Linked DNA regions of Mus musculus: region 2 is linked to region 1. The links are chromatin loops, found by intact Hi-C in ENCODE. Cell type or tissue: left cerebral cortex. All regions are shown on one strand. Each heading gives the region's core, and the rest is flanking DNA. Links, peaks and the distances in the headings are about the cores only.

The links. Peaks named below come from ENCODE experiments on the same cell type or tissue, not always from the same donor. Only the 100,000 strongest peaks of a DNase experiment are listed, where the experiment ranks them.
Region 2: it touches region 1 in a loop (6-fold over the local background); 6 of 42 quality-filtered maps call a loop at or near these places.

What each region holds. Positions count from the first base shown.
Region 1 is chr13:83,982,404-83,987,791 of GRCm38, forward strand. No RefSeq gene overlaps it. Among named protein-coding and RNA genes, the nearest start is that of Gm17750, 80 kb to the right of the region's middle. In left cerebral cortex, for the core only: no CTCF peak of the experiment used is centred there; DNase peaks (open chromatin) are centred at 2,373, 2,817 and 4,261; H3K4me3 peaks cover 789 bases; H3K27ac peaks cover 1,406 bases.
Region 2 is chr13:84,057,062-84,062,449 of GRCm38, forward strand. All of the region lies in intron 1 of Gm17750 (predicted gene, 17750), which reads right to left. Among named protein-coding and RNA genes, the nearest start is that of Gm17750, 5.0 kb to the right of the region's middle. RefSeq lists an enhancer at 1,170-4,013. In left cerebral cortex, for the core only: no CTCF peak of the experiment used is centred there; DNase peaks (open chromatin) are centred at 1,373, 2,110, 2,860, 2,969 and 5 more places; H3K4me3 peaks cover 700 bases; H3K27ac peaks cover 4,825 bases.

The sequences.
Region 1 (5,388 bases), core at 233-5,232:
TGGTGTTCATGGGTGATCAAACACCGTGTGCAACTGACACATTCTATGTATATCTAGCATGTCCAGTTTATATCTGTGTGTGTGTGCTATTTAAAAACTCTTCTCTTATGTGAGTGCAGGCACCCAAGAAGCCCAGACAGATTCCCCAGATCTGCAGTTACCGGAGGTTGTGAGCTACACATCATGGGTACTGGGAACCAAACTCTGGTTCTTTACAGAGCAGTGTCTGTGCTAGGCCACAGAGGTACCACTCTAGACTGCAGAGCTACCTATCCAGCCTGAGTATGCTGTTCGTTTGTTTTGTTGTTTTTTTCTTAAAAACAAAACAAAACAAAACCAAAACAAAAAAAACAAAACCAAAAACAAAACCTCTGCTCTAAAAGGGCCAGCTCCCAAAGCATATGGGAATAGCACTGATGAGGAAATGATAGAAACAAGAAATACAGGCAGGGAACGTAAAGCCCTGGGTGCATTCCCAGGCTTGTGCCCATGGTGATGATTACATTAAGGATGAGAATTTAAAGCAATAAATAAATAAATAAATAAATAAATAATGATCCAGAGCTGAGAAGGCCTAATTGTATCTACCCAATTAAAGAGAGATAACATAGGTAAAGAAAAAAAATGGACAAAACACTATTGTTTAGTCATTATAGTAAATTAAAAACACTTATTAATAACACAATCATAGTATTGTGGAATATGAAGCATAGATTGCATTTTAAATTAGCTTGTGAGCTAGTCGCTGGTGTCCTACTTTATTTCAACCTTGATAAATTTACACACAGTCATTTTTTGATGAGCATCTGACAAAGTAAAAGGTTAGTATTTCATACCTAATCTTCATGTGGCCCAGAGAGTTATGTGCATATAAACGGCAGGTTGAAATACATATTTGCCATTGGTTTCATTTATTGTAGGCTTAACAATGGTGTTATAAGTGGAAAAGAGGGGAACTTTTATGGATTATTTGTAGAGCTTTCTGGTGGAAAAAAATCTCTTGATTAACTTTAACATAAAATTAATGACTAATTTAATTGATTTGCTGATATGATGTGATAAGAATTCTCAATATTTTGGAGGTCAGAGAAAAGAATTGAATATTGCTTTTTGAAAACAGTCTTTTTCTGGTGAGAGTGTGTAAAACTCCATCTCCTGTTGACAATTAGCGGCTGTACTCTCACTGACCTGATGTCATAGTTAACTTTGTAATCTATAATGTCTCAAGGTAGACGTTCACAATCACTGAGATTGTGTATTCCAAGGCTCTAACTTAATCCTATTCTCTTTCCATCCTCCGCATTCTGTATTTAATTTTAATCAATTAGAAAGAAAGCCTTTATATGACCTACTTTTAAAAGCTGCAATCTTCAGCCTGGCAATGAACTGAGTTACTTTTCTAGATGTTTATTTATTTAATTTTGCATGCTTTCTCATCAAACAGGCAATTAATACAAGCATCAGTAACAATTACAGGGGCTCAAACATGAGATCAAAATGGTCACGTACAAAGATCAGAAAAAAGACAGTCACAAGAAAGCACATTTAAGACATACCTGAAGAATGTATCATCAGCTTTAAAAGGTGTTTTACATTTTAACCATAGAGGACACGTATTATATCCTGGGTTCATAAGCAAAGTGGTGAAAAAGTAATCAAAAGTGTTTCTTTTGACTTGAAATTTCAATGGTAGTATGGTTATAAGTGCATTCTTTTAGAAATGTATGTTTAAAGGCTAGGAAATTCTTCTCCTTACACTACCTCCTCTCTCCACACCCACCCTCACCTTTGATGTGATTTTTCTATATCAACAATAAGTTGATATTATGTCTTAGTCATATGTATTTAACAAATTCAATCCTTCAAAACAGATTTATATCTGGGAAAATGGAATTGATTCTAGTTTGTTCTGACCCAACTTGACATTTCCTTCAAGTGTCTCTTTTTAAGTTATACTATTTACTAAATGACATCTCTGCTAACCTAAAGGAAAATATCTGTTCTTCAAATATTGTCATTGCCCAGCTTTAAAAAGATTTGATTGTACTATGTTAGGGAAACAGTGTCAGAATTCCCATCAAACTTTTCTCCCACTGTAATAACGGAATACAAAAATGAGCTTTGAGCGAGGAAATGACTAGAAAGCGCATTAATGCAATCAAGTCATTAGCAACAACTCTGTCCATATCTGTTAAATATTTTCAAACTATTCTAAAGAAACACACCCAGAAGGCAAACGAGCAGTGAATGGAAACAAGATGGTCAGCAGCATGCGTGGCTTGTGATTTGAATGGAAAGTAATTTATCGTGCCTGAAATAAAAGCTGTTTATTCTTGTGTTTCACTGTCTGTAACAATCTTTACCATTTATCTGTGAAAAAGTGAGAAACTGTACCGTTATTAGCATATGAATACTTGACACATCAAATTGGCTGTACAATAACAGAAGGGCATTTGCTATTGGTGTATGCACACAGACAAAGCAGCCATTTTGAAAAAAATTGAAATAGTGTGGGTTGGTTAACCCTTTCCTCTCCTTTAGTTTTCCTGATTTTGACCAGAACAGTCTGGCAGTTAAAATCAGATTTTTTTTATAACATATAAAAGTAATCAGGAGCCATTATGTATGTGACAATTATATTGATACAGTCACCGTACTTGAAAAATAGAAGCAGAACGATAATAAAGGGGTTTGTGCGAGCATGTGAACACGCATGCGCAGAGTGGGGGAGTCCTCGAGTCTGGCACTGTGTACAGGGCCCAGAAATGAAACAATGCAGACGTACAGTTTTATTTCATGGCAACAACATAGTGGTCTTTGGGTCAGATGTGTGAAACTATTTCTCAAAGAAGCTGCATACATAATTGAGGCCCTCTGAAGGGTTCCCTGTTGAAGTTGCCAGGCTGCATTCATTTCTGCAGCAGAGCCATTTGTTATCAAATTTAAATTAACTCTCTGTACACTGAACTCGAATTTTAGAGCCCCACTCCCTCACAATTGTAAAAATAGTTGAGAAGGTCAGAGACGTGTGTCTGGGGAGTAGAAACAGACAGTCCTGATAAGGGCCTCAGAGGTTCTCAGGTAGGCCTGTGCCCAGCAACTTTTAGAGATTCAGCTGAGAAAACCCCATTTGTGGTTGGTAGTAACCAGTCTGCATTTTGGCATGCAGTTTCATCTCAGATCCAAATTTGTTTTGAAATCTTTTCGACTTGGGTCTGTATTCCAAGTAACGCTTTGCTTTTGTCAGAGTTGTAAGCGTATTTCTCGTCTCTAATATTGCAGACTGATTTTCTATTCTGGAAGATTTAGAGAAAGATCATGAAAAGTAGCACAAACTTCACACAGTTTTAATCCAATAGGTTGCAATTTTAAGCTGTTAAATAATAATTTGCAAAATTATCTGAATTTATATATTATCTTAAACAGAGTTTATATCCATCAATATAATTTTGAGGGGTAAACAACAAACCTATATGTGTAAACTAAGCTGCCTTGAGACCTCCTGTGCCTGTGAAGGAGAAATGTGCATGATTTTCATAGATTTATCAACAAAATATTCCCCCATGGAAATCACTGGGCGTATAAAAATCTTTACTTTTGTCTCTTTCTAGGAGTTGGTAAATGCACTGGAAAACAGACTTTTATTCCTTTGAAACTTAATGCATGGAATTGCAGCCCAGCCTGAAAAAGTCTCTGTTTTCTCTGCCTTGAAATGCCCAGATAAAGGTTAAATCACTATCCCTTTATCACCATAAGACATTGATTTGCTATTATTAAATAATCCTATTTTCACTTCAATGAAATAATAACTTTTTTCCAGGAATGCATAGCAGAATTGGCATTGAAAGCAATAAAAAGGAAGTTAGTAGTTAGTGGCAGGGGTGGGGGTGGGGGATAAAACAAAACAAAAATCACAAGAAAAAAACAAGACTCTGAAACAACTTAACACTGTGACATGGAAAGTGATCCACCAAATATCCACTGAAATACCTATATAGAAACCAAAGGATTCTGCCCCACCATCTGTCTGAAGACCCTTGTGGAGTACCTGCTAGTTCATCACAAATAAGGAACTGGTTATCCAAACCACTGCATCTATTAACAATATAACACAGTAGGAAAGTAGGGAAGGTCAGAAATTATAGTGTTAAATGTCTTCAAAGTGTTAGACCCATGCAAAAGACTTCATGTCTAGCTTTCTTTTTTTCTGAGAATGCAAATTATTTTAAATCACAAACTATTTGCTTTGGTTCTCTGAAGCCATCAACACTGCAGGTTAATATGTTCTTCCAGATGGTTTTTTATTTCCTTCCAGGTAGAAGGGATGCACCTGGCTTGTGGACCATGACAACACTGCGACATACCAGAGCAGTAGTAGATGTTTTCTTTCATTTTTGTAACTGGTGTAATGAAATTAAAAGGAAGAAGTTAAAATGTATTAAGTATGGGCATCTATTCAAAGGGTAAACTGTAAATCCTACAGAAACCTAAGAGAGTTGCTTGTAGTGAGGCATTCTAGCTATTTCGAAGCTTTGTCTAAATCTATAAACTGACTATAAATAGTTCTGAATGTTAGAAAAAAGGAGGAGAGATGAAACTTGGTAAATTCTCACGCATTTTTGTACTGTAATTACTCATTAAACATACTAGCTTCATATTAGATATTTATATTAAGTTCTTTACTTTTCAAAAGGCATACCTTATTTTTCATTAATAAAGCCCTTTTAAAATAAAACATATATTTCAGTTTATTAATCTTTGCATATCGATATTTAGAAGACATGCATGACCAGCAATTTGTCTCATTGATGTTTTATTTAAATAATTAAATGTACAGAACAAAAACTTTTGAATAAAATATTATACAGAAATTCATTTTTGCTAAAATGTATTTTTATTATTATAAAGAATCATTTTAGAGTTCACAACTATTTAAATAGATCTAAGAACTATATAAAAAGTTATGATTTTTTTCCCTCTTTGATGGATAGAATTATTTCCTGGCTCTAGCAAGAATATGTTGCATTTGAGGTTCTATATTGAAAATTTTCAAAATGTACTAAACATCCTAGATCTGACTTTAACATTAAAACTCAAATGGTTTGTTTCATTAGATAAACTTGTCATTTATCGTATGAATAAGCTTCAGGATGATTAGAAGTTCAAGCATCTGAAGGACATAGATCATCTAATTTGTGCTTGAATTTTCTGCATTGTAGGAAAACTGCTATGATATGACTGGGAATTTTCTCATCAACATTTACCGCAAAGGGAGCATGCTTGAAAAGTACAATGAAAAATAATTCTCGCCCTCTTTCTCCTCTTTTTTTTTATTGCTCCCACATTTTCCTTCCTTCTCAATCTCCAATCCTGCTTGCATCTCCATTC
Region 2 (5,388 bases), core at 187-5,186, 75 kb after region 1:
CGTAGCCCTTGAGTGTTAGCCAAATGACAGCAGGTTTAATAGCAGGAATGGCTATGCTTGGGATCCATATGCATGTTCAACTCACACATTGAGGCAACGCAATAAAGCAGAGAGAAAGCAGCTGATACACAAAAGGGACCGTCTAGACAGTGCCCCATCAGTCTGGCTAAATTTGGTGCTGGCATCCCCAATGGGATTGTAATATAATTGTTCTGGTGTCTGCGTTCATTCCCCTTGTCAAACACCATTCCAAAAACACATCCTTCTCCCCCCAATCTTTCTTCTTCCACAAACATGAAACCCAAACTATACAGTGCTGGAGAGGGCATGAGATGGTCCAGGCCCAGGAAAACATTACAATTCAGCAGAATTGCACTGTTTAATTTCCTTTTTAAAAAAAAAAAAATTTCCCTGTTAGATAACTCTGATGTAATTAATTTCACTGAATCTTAACAATTTAAAATTACAGAAAAAATTTAAATGCAAATATAAACAGCCTTAAAATACTGAGCATCATAGATGAAAGCAAACAGGCCTTCTATTCCTTTGTACTCATTAACCTCTGTTACAAAATTTAACAGAAATCAGAGCTGTGGAAGTATAGAAAAGGACATGGATCATAAATCCTAATGAGGAAAAGGCTAATGAAAACAGGGTTAAGCAAAAGCACAGAAAATATCAATTGTGTGGGGTTTTTTTCTGTCTTGAGTTTAAAGCCACTGTATTTTCTTTCTCTCTAGACAGCTCATGAAAGTTACATTTCTGTGAACTTGTGAAATGAATGATTTTATGTCTTTGGATTTTTAAAAGAGAAATCAGCAATCTACTTGCTCATAATAATTATTAATTTATATTTTAAAATATTCTAGTTTAAGAAATCAAGAAAAATGAAAATCATTACTTAAAGAATAAAATAAAATATACATCATTAAAATGAATAATGCATAGATTATTGATAGAAATGTTTATAATCTAAAAACTTCCAAAACACTGGAATTAAAACTGTCAGAACCCACCGCCCCCAATGAAAATGCAGATTTGAAAGTTGATAATAATCTAACTGCATGCAATTATTTTGTTATCTATGGACACTGTTGAGATGTTTACATTAATTAAGAAGCCCATTTTTATAGCCATTTTTTAATACCCAGAAAAATGAGATTGGGAAAGAAGCTGGGCTACTGAGTGGGTATGTATTCCTGAGAGTGTGTCTGGATTTGTTTTTCTGTTTGGGGGGCTTGAATAACCCGTCCCTGGTGCAATAAAGAGAGATTTGTCTCCCTGCTTTCTAGCACTTTGGTGATGCTAGAGTAGGGTGCCAAGTAAGTTAAGCAAGTCTCCCATCCGCATCAGGAACCACCTTAACCTAGAGAGCTATCAAGGAAAATACTTTGGGATCTAGATGCTGGCTTTGACCAACTGTAGGAGGCTAAGAGGCAAACAGACCCACCAAAGTCTGACAAAGGCAAGAAGTCCCTGAAGACACAAGGCAAAAAGACAGAGCAACAACCCCATAGAAAACTACACTTACAGCAGCTCAGAAATACACAAATACCGTTTAGAAATGGCCTAAAATTCTCACATGGGAACAAAAGGTTAACTATATGATTAAGAGATATATTGTTCTGTTTTTGATTTAAAAAAAAAAAAAGAAACACAATTTGTGACTTCATATTTTTTTCCTTTCATCTTATAAAATTCTCATTCTGAATTTGAGCATGGGTACGAGAAGTACGGTAATTAACAGAGTCAACAATACAATATTTTAACAGAATATCCACCTGCAGCTGGTTCTTTGCTTATAATTGTTTCATTATTCATTTTATTTCTTGAGCACGCACTGGTGGAAAGCAAAAGAAAGGCATACTGTAGGCCTCCCTGAGATGAAACACTGTAGCAAAAGCTGAGTTTTATACTTGGTTTTCAAACTATTGAATAATATCCTATGAGACCTCTTAGGTCTTAACTGGATTAAAATGAATATATTTGTGCTCCTGCTCTTCAGTTAACTAATGTGCATGTGAATTGACGCTGCGAGGGAGCCACACTGAGAGTAGATGCAGGGGACAGGACGAGTGTCGCTGTGCAAAGGAGTGAGCAGGCTGCCTTTGCCTCCGACAAAATGAAAATGAGCAGGCCTTGGGGTCTGGTGCATTTTGTCGGGGCCAGAAGAGCAGCTGAGCTGAGGGATGAAGGGGGAGGGGAAAGGGTGGTGGTAAAAGGGAGGTGGAGAACAGGGTGTGGGGTGTGTGTGTGTGTGTGTGTGTGTGTGTGTGTGATCACTCTGAGGTTTTAGTTATGACTGTGGTGCTTGCGGTTTTTGTTTAGTTGTCTCGCAGCATAAACAGCCTTGAGCTTCAGGTTCAGGGTGGAGTGCATGCAAAGGGAATGTCAACGTAGTTCTCTTTCTGTCCTTTCCCCGTGGTTGCTACTCAGAAAACTGTGGCTGGGAAGGAGTGGGATGGGGGGGAGGTGAAGTAAAGAGAAGGGGGTCTGTCTGCAGCTGCCCCTCTCACACTTGAATAAAAGAACTTTTTTTTTTCAGGGGTAGGGAAGCTGTGAATACCTTTCCCAATAAGAGATGAGGCATATTGAAAACTATATTAAATTACCCTGATTAACAATTTAGCCACGAACAGGGGAGCTTTGGGAGATCTCTATAGGCAGGACTGGGGGCTATTCATGCCAGCAGCTAAGAGGTCGAAAGGTTTCTGAAGTTCACAGGCTCAGAGCCTTTGTTATGCTAACAGACAATCTCAAATCAGCTGCCTAGTGGAGTGTGAAATATAAATGATTCCTTGAGAACTTCCAGTAAGTTGTCACTCTTGCTCTCCAAATACCAGGACAGGCTGCTAATTTCTAGCAGACCCTTTTGCAACATCGCTAGCCCTAAATGAATGCCTTTGTAGTTCAAATAATCTTTTCAAGGGAGCTGTCCTATCATCATAGCCCAAACGCATCTTGGTTTTGACTATTAAATGAAAATCAGAGTTCAGCCCTGCTTGACTTTTCCAAGCAGCCGATGTTTGGGAAGGGTAGAGGCAGCTCTCATGCACAAGAAGTTAGCACCCACTGCAGGAGGGCCAGGGCATTAATAACAGCTACAGCCATGACTACCCCAACTCCAACCCCCACCCCTACCCCTACCAGGAACAAAGCTCCTGGAGAGATTTACAGGGGGCTCCCCTCAGGCTGGACTACCTTCTTCTTTCAACCATACCAAGTCTTCTCTGATTTATGGACCCTCTGTCCAACAGGACAGCCAGCTGACCTGTTAGCATCTCACTGGTCACTTTGAAGCAGCAACCTTAGGGATGAATATATTCATTCTTTAGGGCAGATGAGGCCAAGAAGAAGAGGACAAGGTGTATGTCCAGGCTGTGCCCTTAGTATCAGAAGCTTGTGCATATTTTTTCCTTTTCCCATAAGTGTAAAAGCATGGCTTAAGGTCTTGGGTAGAATCTGTGAGCATGTCCAGAGAACTGTCTTAGCTCTTCACATCTGAATCTCAAAGCTTTGAAAATAAGGAAAAACACTACCAGTCCAAACCTCATATAAGTTCTGAGAGCAACAATGAGAATGTACTAAGGGAAGTATGGCCAAATCAAGCGATCTAGTAGAAAAGGGTAGGGCCAATTTAAAAAATAAAGAAATCACAGAAGAGAGGGCAGAGCAAAGGCTGAGAGGCACCCGTCTCCATGAGTCTGCACAGAGAAACAGCAGCAGGCAACCTGGCCCTTAACATTTGGGGAGAGGATTTCTGACTTCACGGTCCTCAACTTTTTGTTGAAACACTAAAAGGTCCATAACATCTCTGAATTCTCCAAATAGGGCAAGGCTGATTTCTGGGGCAAATAAAAAGTGTGTGGGGAGGGGGGGGGGGGAATCAGATGATTGTATCTCTGAATACATTCTCACAGTAAGTTCTTAAACATGAGGTAACATGTGAGCAATAAATTGAAGACGCTCTCAGAGTCTTAGAAAGAGATCTATCCATGCAAAGAGCTGAAGGCCGGCATGCTCCTCATCCTCTTCCAACTACAATTTCTAACTACTGTTGCTATAGCAACTTATGTAAACAAACACTTTTTTCTTTCTAAGGTAACTAGGACTTAGGACCATGCATTAAAACATAAATGACTGAACAATATGAATGGCTCGGTATCTCCCAACAGCTTAAATGTTATATAGCTATGCACTCAAATGTTATTTTTTACAAATAATCAGTATACAAAGTCAATCTGAAAAGAACTCTGAGATTTAACTCGGAGGCTTTAGTCAATATAGTGTAAGGTACTTTTCAATTATTATTATTGTTCAAATCCTTATTTCAATTTTTAAAATCTGCAGGTAATATTGTTTGGGAGAATTAGTTCAGATCACTAACATTAAAAAGTAAAAGTTCATAGTTTCTTCAGTCAAATGTTAGAATTGAACAATAGCTTGTTGCTGACCTGCTCAGACCCTTCTCAGAGGGACATAGAGCAAACTTGTCCCCCAATTTCAGATAGTAAAGTGATGAGCTCTGAATTTCTGAATTACAAAAGGCAGGCAGTATTGATCAAAAAGTTGAGTGGATGTGATACAATTGCTTAAACTCAAATATTATTCCCTTTCTACTTAAAAAGAAAGAAAGAAAGGAAGAAAAACCTAAGTCAATATTAAACTGTAGGATGTCTACCTGCTGCTGACACATGCAGGACATTCAAAGGAGAAGTGTTTGCCCTGTGCTTTCCAAATTCTTATGTCACCAATTGCACATGCCCTCTCTCCTTAACACTTCAAAACGGGGGAGGAAACGCTTTTGTGTTCAAACTGCAGAGAAAAGGTTTGTGAGTTGAGTGCCATGTATGCCAGCCATGTGTGCCAGCTCCACTCTGGGGAGCTACTGTTTCTCCCCTGCAGTGGTTTTTCTCTGTCCACGGCTTTTGCACATCTTAAACTCTGACCACTTGGAGAAAAGCAGTGGTTGAAATGAGAAGTTGGGAAAAATCGCATCAAACCTGTGTTTTACTGAAAAATGGGAAGGAAGAAAGCAGTGTGGGGCCACAGAGCCCCTGCAGTTCTCCATACACACAGAAAGAAACAGAAAATTTACAACGCTGCTCCTTTTCCTTCTGCTTAACTAAATACCTATGATCTGAGAGGAAGAGAATTCGTGTATTTAGAAGTTTCAAAGTTGCCATGTCACTGTGGTGAGGGTTTCTGAACGTGTGTGTTTGTGTGTACATATGTGAGAGTTATGTTTGGGGAGAAAAGGCAGACAGGGGAGGAGGCAGTGCAGACAACTTTACTGGCATATTAATCCTTTACAAAGCAGCAAATGAATGGTTCAAATAGACATTTGTTTTCCTGAACAGGTTCTGTATAGGTCTCTTACAAGCTGTG